Regions from separate parts of the Homo sapiens genome. Here region 2 is linked to region 1. A link is an interaction called in ENCODE POLR2A ChIA-PET data of the cell type or tissue named here. Cell type or tissue: MCF 10A. All regions are shown on one strand. Links, peaks and the distances in the headings refer to the core of each region. The heading gives the core; the rest is flanking DNA.

Region 1 (8,333 bases), core at 105-8,104:
GTGACAAGGCCCTCACCCAGCAGCAAGTAGCATCAATGCAGTCCCAGTTTAGGAAGGAGATTCAACAACACCTATATGTTATACCTCGGTAGTTTGGTAAATCCTTTTCTGCAGTGTGATCCTTCATTGCGGGGGATGTGGAGGAAAATTACCAACTTGCAACCAGTAGTCCTTTCTGGATTTTTGTTTTTGTAAAATCTTTTACTTTGTGACCATAGCTACTGTTCGTTGATCTTTTTTTTTTTTTTTTTTTGAGACGGAGTCTTGCTCTGCCGCCCAGGCGGGAGTGCAGTGGCAGTGGCATGATATCAGCTCACTATAAGCTCCACCTCCCAGGTTCATGCCATTCTCCTGCCTCAGCCTCCCGAGTAGCTGGGACTACAGGCACCTGCCACCACGCCTGGCTAATTTTTTTTTTTGTATTTTTAGTAGAGACGAGGTTTCACCGTGTTAGCCAGGATGGTCTCAATCTCCCGGCCTCGTGATCTGCCTGCGTCGGCCTCCCAAAGTGCTGGGATTATAGATGTGAGCCACCGCGCCCGGCCTACTGTTAGTTGATCTTAAAGATACCTTGACTCTATTACTGAAACTTATAGATTATAATGTGATTGGTGACATTTGGAGTTGTGTAATATTTTGGTCCCGAGAAGTGACTAAAACAATAAACAAAACAGCATCTTGTACTTTAGATGCTCTATTGTTGAACAGGCAGTAGAACTTAAGTGTCTCATCAAATATAAATATGTTTTCCACACTGTCAATTACTCTTCCCTTAACTTTGTTGTATCATTTCATTAAATCACCTTATGAGAGTAGTTTTTGGCATCAGACTAACATTTATTAGCTTGGGAAATTGCAAATATTCCACATTAATTTTGGTATTATTATTATAATCATCACCATTTTAATTCTGTGGTTGAAAGTCATGGAACGAATAAAGTGTCAGATTTAGGGTTAACATTTGGGTCTGTTTGACTCTAAAGCCCATGTTCTTTCTGCTACTTTCTGTTACTTCTTCCCTAGTCTTTAACAGTAATCGTTCAACTGTGATTAAACTTTGCCTCTCTGGATTTTGGGGCCTTCTGTTGTAAGTATCTCTAAGGGACACTGGAAAATTAGCTTAGGATTCTGCAGAATGCGGTACTCTAATGTGAAGTAATGTATGCTCCTGTTAATAGTTAGGCTCCACATTTGGGATTATATTCTGTGAGAGACATGACTGTCTTATTTATTCTTAGAGAAAAGCACTTGGGAAGGCAAGAATGGAAGTACAGAGACAAATTAGGAGGTTATTGCAGTAATGCAAATGAGATAATGACCTGGACCAAGGTGGTAAAATGTTGGGTTGGATAATATTTGGAAGGACTTGCTGATGAATTAAACATTTGTGTGTGGGTGAGAGAGGTGTGGGGTTAGAGAAATAAAGGAATTAAGCAAGACTACTAGGTTTTTGACCTGAATACCTAGAAGATTGGAAGTGTCATTAACTTGGATGGAAACACTGCCATACGAGTAAGTTTGGGGAGTGGGATAAAGAATCAAGGGATCTCTTACAGACACATCTATTGCTGAGCTCTCCACATTGACTATTTTGCTAACTGATGGCAGGTAATGTGATTTATCCCTTTCTTCTATCCTCAGTAGTGCTTGGTACATGTATAAGGTAGCGTTTGAAAGCTGGATCTTAAAACAAGGGCAGGAATGTGAAGGGAGAATTGTTAGGCAAGTAGGGTGTGCATTTTGGGCAGAGGACATCCATAAACAGAGATATAGATAAGGGAGCATTTGGGGGCACTTTCTAGGCTAGTTAGCTGGGATGTAAAGTGTGCATAGGAAAGTAGTGGGAGATAAGATTGGAACGGTAAGTTGGGGCTGGAGTTCATGAATACCAAATGCTAGAATAAGGAGTTTGTACTTTATTTGGTAGGCAATAGGAAAACATCCGGTGGTTTTTTATTAAGGAAGTGCCCCAGAGTAGTGCTTTGGAAAATTAACTGGTTAATGTTGCACAGGATGAATTTGAGATGAGTGATCCCTGTGGAGATGCTATTGTGTTAGTCCTACGTAGACAGGGAGGGACCTGCATTAGACTTAAATGAAAAGGAGGAGATGGGTATATGAGATACAGTTAGGCTGGGTGTAGTGGCTCACGCCTATAATCCCAGCATTCTGGGAGGCTGAGGTAAGTGGATCACTTGAGGCCAGGAGTTCCAGACCAGCCTGGCCAACATGACGAAACCTAATCTCTACTAAAAATACAAAAATTAGCCAGTGTGGTGGCAATAGTCCCTGCTACTAGGGAGGCTGAGGCAAGACAATCTCTTGAACCTAGGGGGCAGAGGTTGCAGTAAGCTGAGATTGTGCCACTGCACTCTAGCCTGGGTGAGCAAGGAAGACTCTTGTCTCAAAAAAAAAAAAAAAAAAAGAAGAAAAAGAAAAGAAAAAAAGAGTTAAGCTGGATATTTGAACTTGGTAACTAATGACTGCATGTGAGAATTGAGCAATATGATCAATCTCCATTTTCAATACTTGGGAATTTTTAGTAGGAAATCACAACCTTCTGAGACCTTGTCAAGAGATTAGCATTCCCTCTATAAACTTGTCCCAGTTACTGGCATGGAGCTCGACAGGGTAGGATATAGCTCTGTGATTAGAGGAGTGGATAGAGTGTCAGGATTAGATGAATGACCCCCAAGATATGGGGGTCACAGGTATGATATCATCAATGTGCCAGTATAAAAATGATTGTAGGAAATGAAGACCTTTCACCAGATCTGGTGGGAAGAGAGAGCATGGGCTTTCCGGTAAGATAGTCCTGGGCTGGAACATAGCTCCACCATTTACTAGCTCCAAGTTTATTTAGTTTCCTGGTAAATAAAACAAGGTTGTTGTATTAAGTTTAAAAAGGATAAAATATGTAAAATGCCTACCACAATGCCGTAGTAGCGATGACAGTGATGGACATCTGGTTCAATTTGCCGCACAGAATTTCATCAGTCTACACTCTGCCATTACCGGTTTGTCTCTCTGAAGCAGTTTTTAGCTACAGGCTGCCTCTGTCACTCTTACCAAAATACAGAGAAGGCAAGGTGTTAAAAATGACATTTTAAGGACCTTTTAGTAGATAGCTGTGCTGTGATATTTAACTGAATACTTCACATCTCACTATGTAGATTTCTTTAATCACTTTCTATTTGTTTTTTCATTTAAATAGGGGAGCTGAGAGGTGGTTTTTTTTTTTTTTGAGAATGGAGAATGCTGAAAAGTGACGGAAAAGAGGGTTGGAGGGAGGTAGGAATGGCTAGAGTTAGAAGCAGGTGGATGGGACAGCCCTGATGAAGAAACTCCTCAGGTTCTATTTCTTCGCTACTCGGGGATCTGCCCCAATTGGCCCAGTAACGCTATAATTTAGTATTTTCTGCGCATGTCAAGGTCTTTTGTCCCTCGGCGGACACCGTTTGCCAGCCAAAGCTATGTCTGCGCGCTCACCGACTTCATAGGGTGCCGAATTCTTTTTTCCCCAGGCTTGCCATGGCTAGTCGAGGGGCTCGGCAGCGCCTGAAGGGCAGCGGGGCCAGCAGTGGGGATACGGCCCCGGCTGCGGACAAGCTGCGGGAGCTGCTGGGCAGCCGAGAGGCGGGCGGCGCGGAGCACCGGACCGAGTACGTGTGCGGCGCGGCAGGGGCGTGGCCGGCCGGCGGGGCGGTTCGGGGCTGCCCCCGGGAGGGTCTTAGCTGTGGCGCGCGGGGCTCAGTCCGGCCTGGCCTCACCGCGGGAGGCCCGAGCTCCCTCTTCAGCTAGGTCCTATTGGTCTTCCTGGGCGGGTCAGCATTCAGTCTTCGCCCACCTTAGATCCCTCCACTGCGCTGTAAAACTGCCTTGGAGTGCGGATCTGTGATGCTCCTGGGCCAGGCCTAGAGTGGGCACAGCCTCTGTGGGAGATGTAGACAGGATCAAAGAGTATACCTTTTACGGCTGTTCCTCACAGCTCCTTTTATTCTCCCTCAAGTCCCGACCCTTTACTGGGCCCATCCAACCCGCCATCACCTCTTCCCAAACCCTGGAGGCTGCAGGTTAGAACTGCATTAAGGGAGCTGTCAACATATGGAATTGGAGTAGGCTATGTACCTTGCACCTAGGCTTCTATCTGAACATAAGGGGGAATGAATAAAGCCATCAAAAGCAATGACCTTGTTAAGAAAAGAAAGAAAAGGAGAATGACAGCTTTGTGGCCTTCAAGTGAGTGATTAGTTGGCTTGGGATAAATGGAGTGACATAAATGCATTGAGCTAAAGTGTATGAGTTAATTTATGCCTTAAAAGCAGGAAGTGGAAGGAGTGATTGAGTGATTAAAGTCAATTCTTCAGAAGGCTGAGGCAGGAGGATTACTTGAGCCTAGGAGTTTAAGTCCAGCCTGGGCAACATAGCAAGACCCTATCTCATAAAAATTTTTTCTTAAAAATCTGAATTTTTATTAATTTTACTGAGAAAAAACAACTAGCTATTCACCTTTTTAGGTGAATAACTTAAGTGCTTTGATGTCCCTTGCCCTTTTTGTCCTTTCTATCTAGATTTAGGTCTTCTGATTAGCAGGTCCTTCCTGACATGCTTTTTTTTTTTTTTTTTTTTTTGCTTTTGAACAGGTTATCTGGGAACAAAGCAGGACAAGTCTGGGCACCTGAAGGATCTACTGCTTTCAAGTGTCTGCTTTCAGCAAGGTTATGTGCTGCTCTCCTGAGCAACATCTCTGACTGTGATGAAACATTCAACTACTGGGAGCCAGTAGGTGATTTCTTTAGTTTTCTCTTTTTGTTCTTGATTTTGCAGCATAGGTGTTATTACCAATCGAGAGACAAATAATATACAAGTGTGACTCCTAGTAAAATAACTGTATTTTCTTAAAAAAAAAAACAAAAAAACAGGCCTATAATCCCAGCACTTTGGGAGGCTGAGGCCGGTGAATTGCCTGAGGTCAGAAATTCGAGACCAGCCTGACCAACATGGTGAAACCCCGACTCTACTAAAAATACAAAAATTAGCCGGGCATGGTGGTGGGCGCCTGTAGTCCCAGCTACTCGGGAGGCTGAGGCAGGAGAAATGCTTGATCATGGGAGGCAGAGTTTACAGTGAGCCGAGATCACACCATTGCACTCCAGCCTGGGCAACAGAGCGAGACTCTGTCTCAAAAAACAGAGATGGGGGCTCATTATGTCACCGAGGCTGGTATTTAACTCCTAGGCTCAAGCGATCCTCTCACCTCGCCTTCCAAAGTGTTGGGATTACAGGCGTGAGCCACTGGGCCTGGCCAGTAACATGTTTTCACTTTTGTATTCTAAGCGGATGATTTACCTGCTATTGAAGGCTGTAGGGAATTTAGCTGGTTTACACAAAGGTGTAATTTGTAATTTTCTTTTTTTTTTTAAATGAAAATAATACCTGGAGATAGTTTTTAAAGTTAACAACTACTAAAATACCTAAAGGAAAAACAGTAGCTTTCTATTCCACTTCTCGTGTCCAAATCCTACTTTCCAGAAGCAACCACTTTTTTTCACTTTTTAAGTTATTTCTTCTGACGGTTACCAAAATAGTGTTACTAAATAGTATACTTTTATTGCTATTTATTGATTTACACATTACCTGTTGACTTTTATTATAGAAAATTCAAAGGTAAAATTTTCTGATCACATTTTGAATTAAAAAAATGAAGGAAGACTGTTAAGTGTAGGTTGTTTAAGGAGAATATAAAATTTAGAGGTTTTCTGTTTTGGCTAACAAGTATTGAGAAAAAATAAGTAGAAGGTAAAATTTAAGCTTTCAGTGTTGACCAAACAGCAATCTTGTAAAATTTATAATGTCTTAATATTTTAAATATTGTATCATTTTGATTCCTTTTTTATCCATCAATTGCAGATCGCCCAGGCTGGAGTGCAGTGGCATGATCTAGGTTCACTGCAACCTCTAATTCCCAGGCTCAAGTGATTCTCCTGGCTTAGCCTTCCAAGTAGCTGGGACTGCAGGCATGCACCACCATACCATGCTACTTTTTTTTTTTTTTGGTAGAGATGGGGTTTTGCTATGTTGCCCAGGCTTGTCTTTAACTACTGGGCTCAAGCAGCCTGCTTGCCTTGCCCTCCCAAAGTGCTGGGATTATAGGTGTGAGGCATCGTGCCTGGCTTGCCTTTGTTTTTAATATTTCTGCTCAGAAACTTCACTTGCATCTGCTTAACAGAGATTTTTGGCCAGTATAACCCTGAATCTATCTGTTTTGTATTTTTAGACACACTACCTCATCTATGGGGAAGGGTTTCAGACTTGGGAATATTCCCCAGCATATGCCATTCGCTCCTATGCTTACCTGTTGCTTCATGCCTGGCCAGCTGCATTTCATGCAAGAATTCTACAAACTAATAAGGTAAGGGCAGACCAACCTGGAAGCAATCACAATTGATCAAGAGGTGAGTCTCTGGTATAGTTTTGAGAAAAGGACAAAATGAATTGGAAGTTAAAAGGGAACTTTTTTTGAAGAAGAATCATTTATCCAATTCACCATTCAACAAGCATTAATGAAACAACTTTTATTTGGTAGACACTGTATTAAGTGCTGTGGCTATAACAGTAACCAAGCCCCTGACTTAATGAAACTTGTGGTTTAGTGGAGAAGATGAACATTGAACAAATCATTCTAAATATGGTGGGTCTTATGGAGGAAAAGTACAATGTACGGTGGAATAGCATATTAGGAGGGTCTAATTTAAGTAGAGTGCTGAGAAATAATTAGATGTTAACTGGGACCTAACCTGATTAGTTTTCAGAAATTTGACTATGATGCGTCTTGGTGTGGATTTCTTTGGGTTTGTCCTGTTTGGAGTTTATTCAGCTTCTTGAATCTTTGGGCTTATTCCTTTTGCCAAATTTGGAAAGGTTTTAGTTTTTATTTTTTTGAATACTTTTTCAGCCCTGTCCGGTTTCCTCTTCTTCTGGAACTTTGATGATGTGAATGTCAGATCTTTTGTTATTAGTCCCCCAGGTCTTTGAGACTCTGTTTTCAATTTATTTTCTCTCAATGGTCAGTGGAGGCCTGGTAGGGAACCTCGAGTTCTACCTCCACTTGGCGGTAACAAGGTAGAGACTTCCCACTAACGCTCTTTCCCTGCTGGGTTAGTGGGAAGTAGTATCAAAAGAAGCCAGCTAAAACAGAAAGCTTAAATAAGATCGTAGGAGCACAACAGTGCAAAGAAAGCATGCTGAGCCCATGAATAATCCAGAATCTCATAATGCAATACCTAAAATGTCCAGCTTTCAACTGAAAATGACCTGTCATACCGAGAATCAGGAAGATCTCAAACTGAATGAACTGTTGTTCACATTGAGTAATTTCTTTTCTTCTGTCTTCCACTTCACTGATTCTTTCCTATGTCCCCTCTTCCAATGCTGACCCCGTCCATTGCATTTTTAGTTTGTTCTATGTACTTTTTCAGTTTTAAAATTTCCATTCAGTTTTTCTTTATATCTTCTAATTTTTTTTACTGAGACCTTCTCCTTTTTCATTTGCTTCAAGCATATTCTTAGTTATTCACTGAAATATTTTTACAAAGCCCGCTTTAAATTTTGTTAGATAATTCTGACACCTCTGTCATCTTGGTGTTGGAATCTATCGATGGACTGTTTTCATTCAGTTTGAGATTTCTACAAGACCTGGTAGGATCTATTAAGGTATTAGACTGTTGTTCTTTTCCCCCCAAGTCTGTTATGTAAAGCCACTGCAAGGTTTTCAGACAAAAGAGAGGTATGATTGCATTTACATTTTAGAATGATCAGAAAGGTGGCACCTGCAGAAAGTGACAAAATACTGTCCCTCCCTTCCCTATCCGGTATCTCATTTCCATTTTTTTGTTTGTTTGTTTGTTTGGTTTGTTTTTGAGACGAAGTCTCACTCTGTCGCCCAGGCTGGAGTGCAGTGATGTGATCTCGGCTCACAGCAACCTCCGTTTCCCGGATTCAAGTGATTCTCCTGCCTCAGCCTCCTGAGTGGCTGGGATTACAAGCTTGAGCCCCCACGTGTGGCTAATTTTTTTGTATTTTTAGTAGAGACAGGGTTTCACCATGTTGGCCAGTCTGGTCTCAAACTCCTGACCTCAAGTGATCCACCTGCCTTGGCCTCCAAAGTGCTGGGATTACGGGCGTGAGCCACTGCACCTGGCCTCATTTCTGGTTTTTTTTTTTGAACTTGTCAAAGGAAAGATAATAAAGGGTGAAGGGCTCAGCAGAAAACTAACAATGTGCTATGCAGAGGGTTTTTATTTCCATTTGGCTATCTAGTATCACTTCAAATT
Region 2 (8,333 bases), core at 42-8,041, 91 kb before region 1:
TGCTTAGCTATTTTGTTTGACTCATACTAAGTACTATTTATTTTTATAAATCTTCTCTTTTAAGCTTGTTTCCTAAAAGTGGGGATAATATTATGTTTCCCAAAGATATGATGATTAAATGAAATTAAACAAGATAGAAAGTGTTCAATCCTAGCAGTTGCTATTACCGTTGCCATTATTACCATCATTACAGATGAATACTCTGATGAATTCATAAACTGTCCCTATGAGGTATTCACGGATGGGCTGCTTGTTGCAAACCTGGCTTCTTCCGTACCACTTGCAGGTCCTATATCCCTCAAGAACTCAAAGCAAAATCAGCTAACTAATGTAACAATAAATGTTTGAGAACCTATTATGTGCATTTGGCTAGAGCTTGCATAAACAGAAAAACATTATACTATGCCTGCTCTTAAACAGCTCAGATCACACAGGATAGGTAATCAAATGATTACCACATAATTATCATTCGATGAGAGAAATAATAATAGAAATATGGACAAATGCTATGGAAATAAGGTTATGGTACCATCTAGTAAGAATGACTGTCAACAACCCCAGGGTTCAAGAGGAAAAAAATTTTATGAAGTATTATGGTAGAAGGGTCCTTTTGCCAGTAACATCCCTCTTTTTGCCTGACTACTACTTCCTTCTCTGGCCTTGGTTTAGATACCAATTCTTCTGGTAGGCCTCAGTTGAGATATCAGTTCTGGTAAGCCAATCCCTGAGCCCCTAAGACTGGGCTGGGTGTCCCTCCTATGTGCTCCCATCTGTGCTTACCCCACTGGAGTACTAAGTACATTAATGGAATTGACTTCACTTTCCAGCCTTTCCAACTAGTTTGGTAGACTCTTGAGAGCATGGACTATTCTCATCCTCATATTCCCAAAGCATAATACAGTGCCCGGGACACAATGTTTATTGACGAATAAATAAATGAATTAACCTTGGGCAAGTATTTTAAGTCTTCTCTACCTCTACTGCCATATATTCTAAAGAAAAAATAACCTGCTCTAAAGGGCATAAGAAGGATAAAGAAGGCCAGATTCTGATCTATGTACTCTAGTATCAGAGTCCAGGGCCAACTGACCAACAATCTCGATGAGATATGCCAGGATCACCCCATCCCGGAGATCTTGTCGCAGGTCCTGCACAGGCTTCACTGCTGGCCTCTTCTTCAGCTGTGCATTCACCCAGGCCACATAGGCCTGCAGCTGTTGCTGGAAAATAAAAGATATAAGTAAGGGAAAGAGAGCATATTAATCTCAACCCTTACCTCATACCCTCTGAGGAAGCGTTTGTGACTGGGGTATAATAAACAACCCATATCCAGAAGCAGGAGAAATTTTTGAGGAAAGAGAGAAGAAAGATTATATCATGGTCAGACACACAGCATGTTCACAAATTCTCTAGTTTTATGCTAATCTCCAGTGATAAGCTAACCTCGGACTTGGGTGGCACTGTAGACACACATAAGCAGATGAGTCTTTCAATGACTATGACTCTTGCTTTCCTCAAGTTTTTCTCTGTTGACCAGGGATGAGGGCTTGGCCCAGAACCACAGCCAGTTTTCAGGTCTATTCACGACTGCCAGCAACCCACCGCACTTCTCAGAAACAATTACTCGTGCCATATGCATAACAGACTCTGATACTCATACGAATTGCTCTTGGGCAACCAGGAATAAACAATAAACCATGCTCAGAGCTGCCTCTCCCATAGCTGCTTTCTTCAAAATGAGACTTAAGTGAAATCATCTCACAGTCAACCCAAGATTTATTCTCCTGAGCCAATAATCCTAGGATTGCTACAGAGTTAGTTTTAATCCATGCTTTATATTGTCAAAGAGGATCTGGTTACCGAAAATCTACACAAAGAAGGAAAAAGAAAGGCTATAGTGAGCAATGTTACTGAAGACTAAGAGGCATTTTCATTTACTTTTAGACAAAGCTAGGGCCCAGTATTATCAGAAACTGGTCAGGCATCTACGTAGGGACATACAACTCATTCCAACCCTTGGAAACCTTACATATTACATTTTGTCCATTAAACAGAACTGGTATTCAGATGTTTATGCTGATTATTTGGTCAAAAGATGGGCACTAATATCAAAATATCACACAAACAATGTCACTCTCCAAGTAGCAGCTCTGACTGGTTTCTTTGCAGCCCAGGACCCTGAGCCTAAAATTTAAGTTCAAGGGCTAATTGTATTAATTTATAATTTGGTTAAAATACAGTTGATTCCTAAGCCCCAAGTACTTCCTTAATGAAACAATGTTGGAAATTACTCACTGGCTGCTTCCTGAACATAAATTAAATCGTCATTATTTTCTCTCTTTGTCAATTTGTGAGAATAAATAACATCGTTTGGAAGACAGTGCTAAGACAACAATCCATCAGCCACTGACAAACTGTAGGAAGTGCAACGATCAGGAGGAGGTGGGAGGAGGAATCTAATATTTATTGAGCACCTATCATGAACTAAACCAATTTTTGGTGTTTGACCCATGTTTTAATTAGTGAAGGTACCTGGGCCAGGGCCTGACATAAAATTGACGCTTACTAAATGTACTAAATGACATTATTTTTGTCATCGTCATCCAATTCAATTCTCAGAAAAACACTAGAGTTAGCATTATCTCCATTTTATGGATGAGGTTCAGAGAGGTTATGTAACTTCTCTAATGTCCCCATAGCTAGGACATAGCAGACATGGTATTAAAACCCAGTAATGTTGTCCATGCATTTACCAAGGGTCTCTTGCTATCCAACTTACTCCACAGAACAGAAATGGCTGCACCTTCTGCCTCACGTGGGCCAGACACCCATCACCAGGGACCAGATGAGATCTGTGATGCTCCAAGGTCTGCTCCCATTGTGCAGTCAGAAGCAGACCAGGCAAAGGGCACCTCTAGAGTGAACCACTCTGGTCTGAGGGAAAGCAGTTAAGCCCAGAAAGAACACTAAGGTGACTGGTGGGATCTGATTACCTGGCTTTTATATAAAACTCCTAACCAATTTCCCTGTATCTATTATCATCCTCAACCCACCCTCCACACATTCCTGCTTAAAATCTGTTACTTGTCTCCAATTATCCTCAAAGATAAAATCCAATTGCCATTTAAGCTCGTCACGTGCTAGCCTTCACCTGTTCTCCAGCTTCACCCCCATTCCCCAAATACCCACCATGCTTCAGCTCATCTGAATTATGTACAGTTCCCCAAATGCACCATGCTTTCCAGCCGCTCCACCTCCTTCTAACTCCTGCCTCTTTTTTTTTCTTGGAGATGGAGTCTTGCTCTGTCGCCCAGGCTGGAGTGCAGTGGCATGATCTCAGCTCATTGCAACCTCCGCCTTCCAGGTTCAAGCAATTCTCTCGTCTCAGCCTCCCAAGTAGCTGGGACTACGGGTGCCTGCCACCACGCCGGGCTAATTTTTGTATTTGTAATAGAGATGGGGTTTCACCATATTGGTCAGGCTGGTCTTGAACTCCTGACCTCAGGTGATCCACCCACCTAGGCCTCCCAAAGTGCTGGGATTACAGATATGAGCCACCGCACCCGGCCAACCTGCCTCTTCTTAAGTCTCAGCTCAAGTATCACTTTTTTCAGAAAGCTTTCCCTGACCTCTCAGATACCACAGACTCTGATCTCCCTGAGGGCTTCCTATGTCACACAATCAGTTCAACAATAATTTGAGGCACTGTACCCAGTTATGAGGCTACAACAAGCCCCAGCTTGCAGGCTGGTAGAAACAAAGCTATGACGGGGTACATAGGGTGCTAACAGAGTATTAGCCCAACCTGAACCCCAAGCTTCAGAGGGTCTCCTGAAGGAGGAAAAGAAGCAAAGAGGACAGTGAGCTCAAAGGAGCTAAGGCCTGAAATATGCTTTATGTGGAGAGTCACAATAGTTCAGAATTATTTGACTCTTAGAGTAGCAGGTGCTCAACAAATATTTGTTTGAATCAGTTAATCATTTGTCACATTTTATCAGGCCAATAACTAAGATGACTGCAAAAGTTAATTGCGGGGGGACAAACAAGAACAAGTATTTTTCTTGAGGTCAAGATAATTTCTACTTAAGTAACCTTAGCTTTTTCTTGCCCGTAGAAGTTGTCTCTGATGCAAAACTGATTAGTACTGTTGAGTACTTTTCATGCACATTACTCACAGTCTGGTCTTCCAACAAAAGAGGATTCCACAGCATAAACAGTAATAGTCACTTTTCAGAACACCTACTTTGTATCAAGAGCTATGCTAGGTTCTTTAAACACATTTTATCTAATGCTAATCTGGCAGGGAGATGTTTTTGTATTTATTTTCCTCATTGAAAACAGAGACACAAAACGGTGAAATAACTTGTTCATGGTTACCCAAACAGTAAATCATGAATATGGAATCCAGATATGACTCCCAAGCCAATGCTCTTTCCACTCTACCACACTGCTGCCTAAATAAATGCACTGCTGAGGCTTAAATGACTTCCCTAAAACTTTCAGGATGTACCTGAGTCAAACCACTCCCTCCACCACATCCAATCCATGAATCTCTTGTGTAATAAACTATACTAAGCGGCTGTCTACTAAAGTGTGCTTCCCAGATCAGTAGCATCGGCAACACCTGGGAGCCTCCTGCAAACTCCTGGGCTCCTCCCCAGCCTACTGAATCAGAGCCTATATCTTAACAAGCTCTCCTGGTGATTCATATGCACATGAAAGCATGAGAAGCACTGACCCAGCCCGCTGTTGCCATACCTGGCTGCACGTCAAGGTCACAAGGGAAGTTTTTCATAAGCAGACGTCATCCTAAATCTACCAGTTGTCTCCAGAGGGTAGGAACTCAGAAAGATTTATCTTCCCAAGCTTTCCCATATGATTCTTGTAAAGCTGATTTGAGTCTTTTCCCAGCGAAACAGTCCAGTTCCCTTAACCAAGGGGTTCCCAGCCCCCTTGGTTAACAACCAGAATCACCTGGAAAGCTTTTCAAAAAATACTAATGTCTAGGCCCACCATAGAGCAGTCAGAATTTCTGAGAGTGGGACCAAGGTATATCAGTATTCCTCAAGTGCTCCTAGTAACATGCAGAGATGTGAGCCAAGGTTAACTATTCCTTACATAAAATAGTTAAAAGTATTACTGTTTTTCTTTTTCTTTTCTTTTTTTTTTTTTTTAAGACAGAGTTTCACTCTTGTCTCCCAGGCTGGAGTGCAGTGGCATGATCTCGGCTCACTGCAACCTCCGCCTCCCGGGTTCAAGCAATTCTCCTGCCTCAGCCTCCCGAGAAGCTGGGATTACAGGCGCCAGCCACCATGCCCACCTAATTTCTGTATTTTTAGTAGAGATGGGGTTTCACCATGTTAGCCAGGCTGGTCTCGAACTCCTGACTTTGTGAACCACCCACCTCGGCCTCCCAAAGTGCTGGGATTACAGGCGTGAGCCACTGCGCCCGGCCAAAATTGTTACTGCTTTTCTAAATCTGAATCCATGACACCTAGAACCTGATGCTCCCTAGACGTAATGAAGACATACAGCTTCTTTATTCAAAATGCTGTATTTCGCCGGGCACAGTGGCTCATGCCTGTAATCCCAGTACTTTGGGAGGCCAAGGTGGGCGGATCACTTGAGGTCAGGAGTTCAATACCAGCCTGGCCAACATGGTGAAACCCTGTCTCTACTAAAAATACAAAAATTAGCCGGGTGTGGTGGTGTACACTTGTAATCCCAGATACTTGGGAGGCTGAGGCAGGAGAATCACTTGAGCCTGGGAGGTGGAGGTTGCAGTGAGTCGAGATTGCGCCAGTGCACTCCAGCCTGGGCGACAGAATGAGACTCCATCTCAAAAACAAACAAAAACAAAATGCTGTATTTCTCTTTCTCCTCTTTCCTTCCTTCTTTGGCCAATAGATCACACTGCTGACTTGCACTAAGAGGTCATTCAAAACCACTAAGTATTATTTTTCATTCTGAAACAATCTTAGACTTAGCAAAAAGGCAGCAAAAATGGTAGAGTTCACCATTACCCAGGTAGCCCAAATTTTTACATCTTACATAAGCACAGTACAATGATCAAAACAGGAAGCTAATGTTATGGGATCCTTGAGTGTCACTTTGCTAGCTGGAAACCTGGCCAGTGGTGCCTTTGCCTGAGTTTTGCTTGGGCCCACTGGGCCCACTCAGTCTGGCAAGCTCGCACTGCCGGCTTGGATCCCGTGCCTGCTAAGGGCAAGTGGAGTGGCAAGGGGTGTGTGATCAAGTGAACATGGGGTCCAGCCACTGTGCACAGCCAGAAACACTGACTGTGGTGGGGTGGGCAGCTCCAGGGACTGGCACAGGTGCTGGCTCCCTGCGATGCTGCAGCTGGACCAGGCATACTGCAAGCAGCTTCCACAGCTGGCACCAGGGAATGTGGTGGCGCCTGGAAGCTTGGAGACTCCAAGAACCACAGAGCCCAAAAGAGGGTGTCACAGCCCTGGCTTGGGGAGCTCCTAGGTCTGGGCTCCCCAAAGGGAGCTCTTCTCTCTGCAGCTCTTCTCTCCTCTGTTCTCTCCTTCTTGTTGCCTGCAACATGGTGAGCAAGGGGCATGTTTCAGACCTGTTGGTGTTACAGCTCTTTCAGCCCCACCATTTGGCAGGTCCCAAGTTCCTGCCCTGCATCCAGGAAGAATGAGGTATGTGGGTAAGTGGAGGGTAAGGTGAAGAGGAGCTTTATTGAGCGATAGAACAGCTCAGAGGAGACGTGCAGTGGGTAGCTCATCTCCACAGCCAGGGTGTCCCGATGAGTGTTCAGCTCTCAGCAGAGTGAAGACCCTGGAGTGGGTAGCTCTTCTCCTTGGCTGGTTTTCCCATCATCTGCTCACCATTCAGCAGGGAGGAGACCCTGGAGTGGGTAGCTCCTCTCCGCAGGCAGGTCGTCCCATCATTTTCCAAGTCTGGTTGAGTCTGGGGTTTTGATGGGCTTCAAAGGGGAGGAAGTGTGTACTGATTGGTTCATGGGTGGCCATGGGTAGGCCTGGAAAAAACACCATAAATTCCCACTCCGGTCTGCGGGGCTGGCAGCCTGACCCCCCAGGCTTCAGGCCTCCCTGGTTTGAAGGTGGGGCTTCACCGGGAACCCGCCCCTTTCCACACAGGAGCCTGTCTGCCTCCTGCCACGTGCCAAGGGGCACGTGTAGACCAGCGCTGAGCTGCCCACACCATCCCCTCAGCCTCCCTCTGGTGCTTTTCGGCACCCAAAGTCCAGAGGGAGCTAAGGCAGCAGGGGGCTGGCATATCAGTGCTGCCCCAACCCTGTGCACACCCAGCCAGGTTGTGGCAGTGCCCGGGCTTGGCCTCAACTTTGCTCCAAGATCGGAGCAGGTGCAGGGAGTCGGGAGAGGCCAGGCAGCAGGAGCAAGCATTTCCAAGCCTAGCCCCTGAGAGTGCAGCGATGCCTGGGTCCACAGCTGTGGCTTGGGCAGCTGCAGCTGCAGCTATACCTGAGGGGTTGGGGCTCCTGCCTGCTCCTGGCCCCCAAGAGCACAGGGATGCCTGGTCCACAGCCATGGTTTGGGTGGCTGCAGCTGTGCCCGGGAGGCCGGGACTCCTACCTGCTTCTGGCCCACAAGAGCACAGGGATGCCTGGGTCCACAGCTAGGGCTCTGGTGACTGCAGCTGCGCCCAGGAGGGTGGGGCTCCTGCCTGCTCCTGGCCCCCAAGAGCACAGGGATGCCCAGGTCTGCAGCTACAGCTGGACAGCTGCAGCTGCACCCAGAGAGCATAAAGCTCCCACCCTGCCAACTCAGAGGGGGCAGGCTTCTGCCTGTCCCTGGCTCCCACCAGCTCTGTGGAGCGTGCCGCCCCGGCCACACCTGCCCCACTGCAGCCGGCATCATGGCAACAGCTGCTCCAGATGGACTGCCGCTGCCATCACTAACAGTGACAAAATACCATTACCTAATCTAGACTTGGTTCAAATTTCACCAACTGTCCCACTAATGTCCTTTATCTGGTCCAGGATCCCTTCCAAGATCTCACAGTGCACTAGGCTGCCACGTCTCTTCCATCTCCTCCAATCTGGAACAGCTGCTCAGTCTTTGTCTTTCATGACCTTGACAATTTTGAAGAGTGCTGGCCAGTTATGTTGTACAATGTCCCACAATTTGGGTTTATCTGAAGTTTTCTCATAATCAAATTCAGGTTATGGAATTTTGGCAAGAAAACCACAGAAGTCACATTGTGCTCTTCTCAGCGAACCATACCAAAAGGCACATGATGCCAATACATCTCGTTATTGAAGTTAACTTCAGTCACTTGGTTAAGGTAGTATCTGCCACATTTCTCTACTGTAAAGT

What was found. Peaks named below come from ENCODE experiments on the same cell type or tissue, not always from the same donor. Only the 100,000 strongest peaks of a DNase experiment are listed, where the experiment ranks them.
Region 2: POLR2A ChIA-PET joins it to region 1 with 12 read pairs; 7 of 35 experiments call an interaction of 5 or more read pairs at or near these places.

The regions. Positions count from the first base shown.
Region 1 is chr11:111,866,681-111,875,013 of GRCh38, reverse strand. It overlaps ALG9 (ALG9 alpha-1,2-mannosyltransferase), which reads left to right and starts at 3,433. Exons shown (of 15, transcript NM_024740.2): 1 at 3,433-3,662; 2 at 4,644-4,782; 3 at 6,278-6,412. The coding sequence starts at 3,532. FDXACB1 (ferredoxin-fold anticodon binding domain containing 1) reads left to right here. Exons shown (of 5, transcript NM_138378.3): 5 at 1-958. The coding sequence ends at 92. RefSeq lists a silencer at 3,488-3,797. In MCF 10A, for the core only: a CTCF peak has its summit at 3,980; DNase peaks (open chromatin) are centred at 3,443 and 4,063.
Region 2 is chr11:111,957,436-111,965,768 of GRCh38, reverse strand. It overlaps DIXDC1 (DIX domain containing 1), which reads right to left. Exons shown (of 20, transcript NM_001037954.4): 2 at 1,091-1,220. Among named protein-coding and RNA genes, the nearest start is that of DIXDC1, 24 kb to the right of the region's middle. In MCF 10A, for the core only: no CTCF peak of the experiment used is centred there; a DNase peak (open chromatin) is centred at 4,678.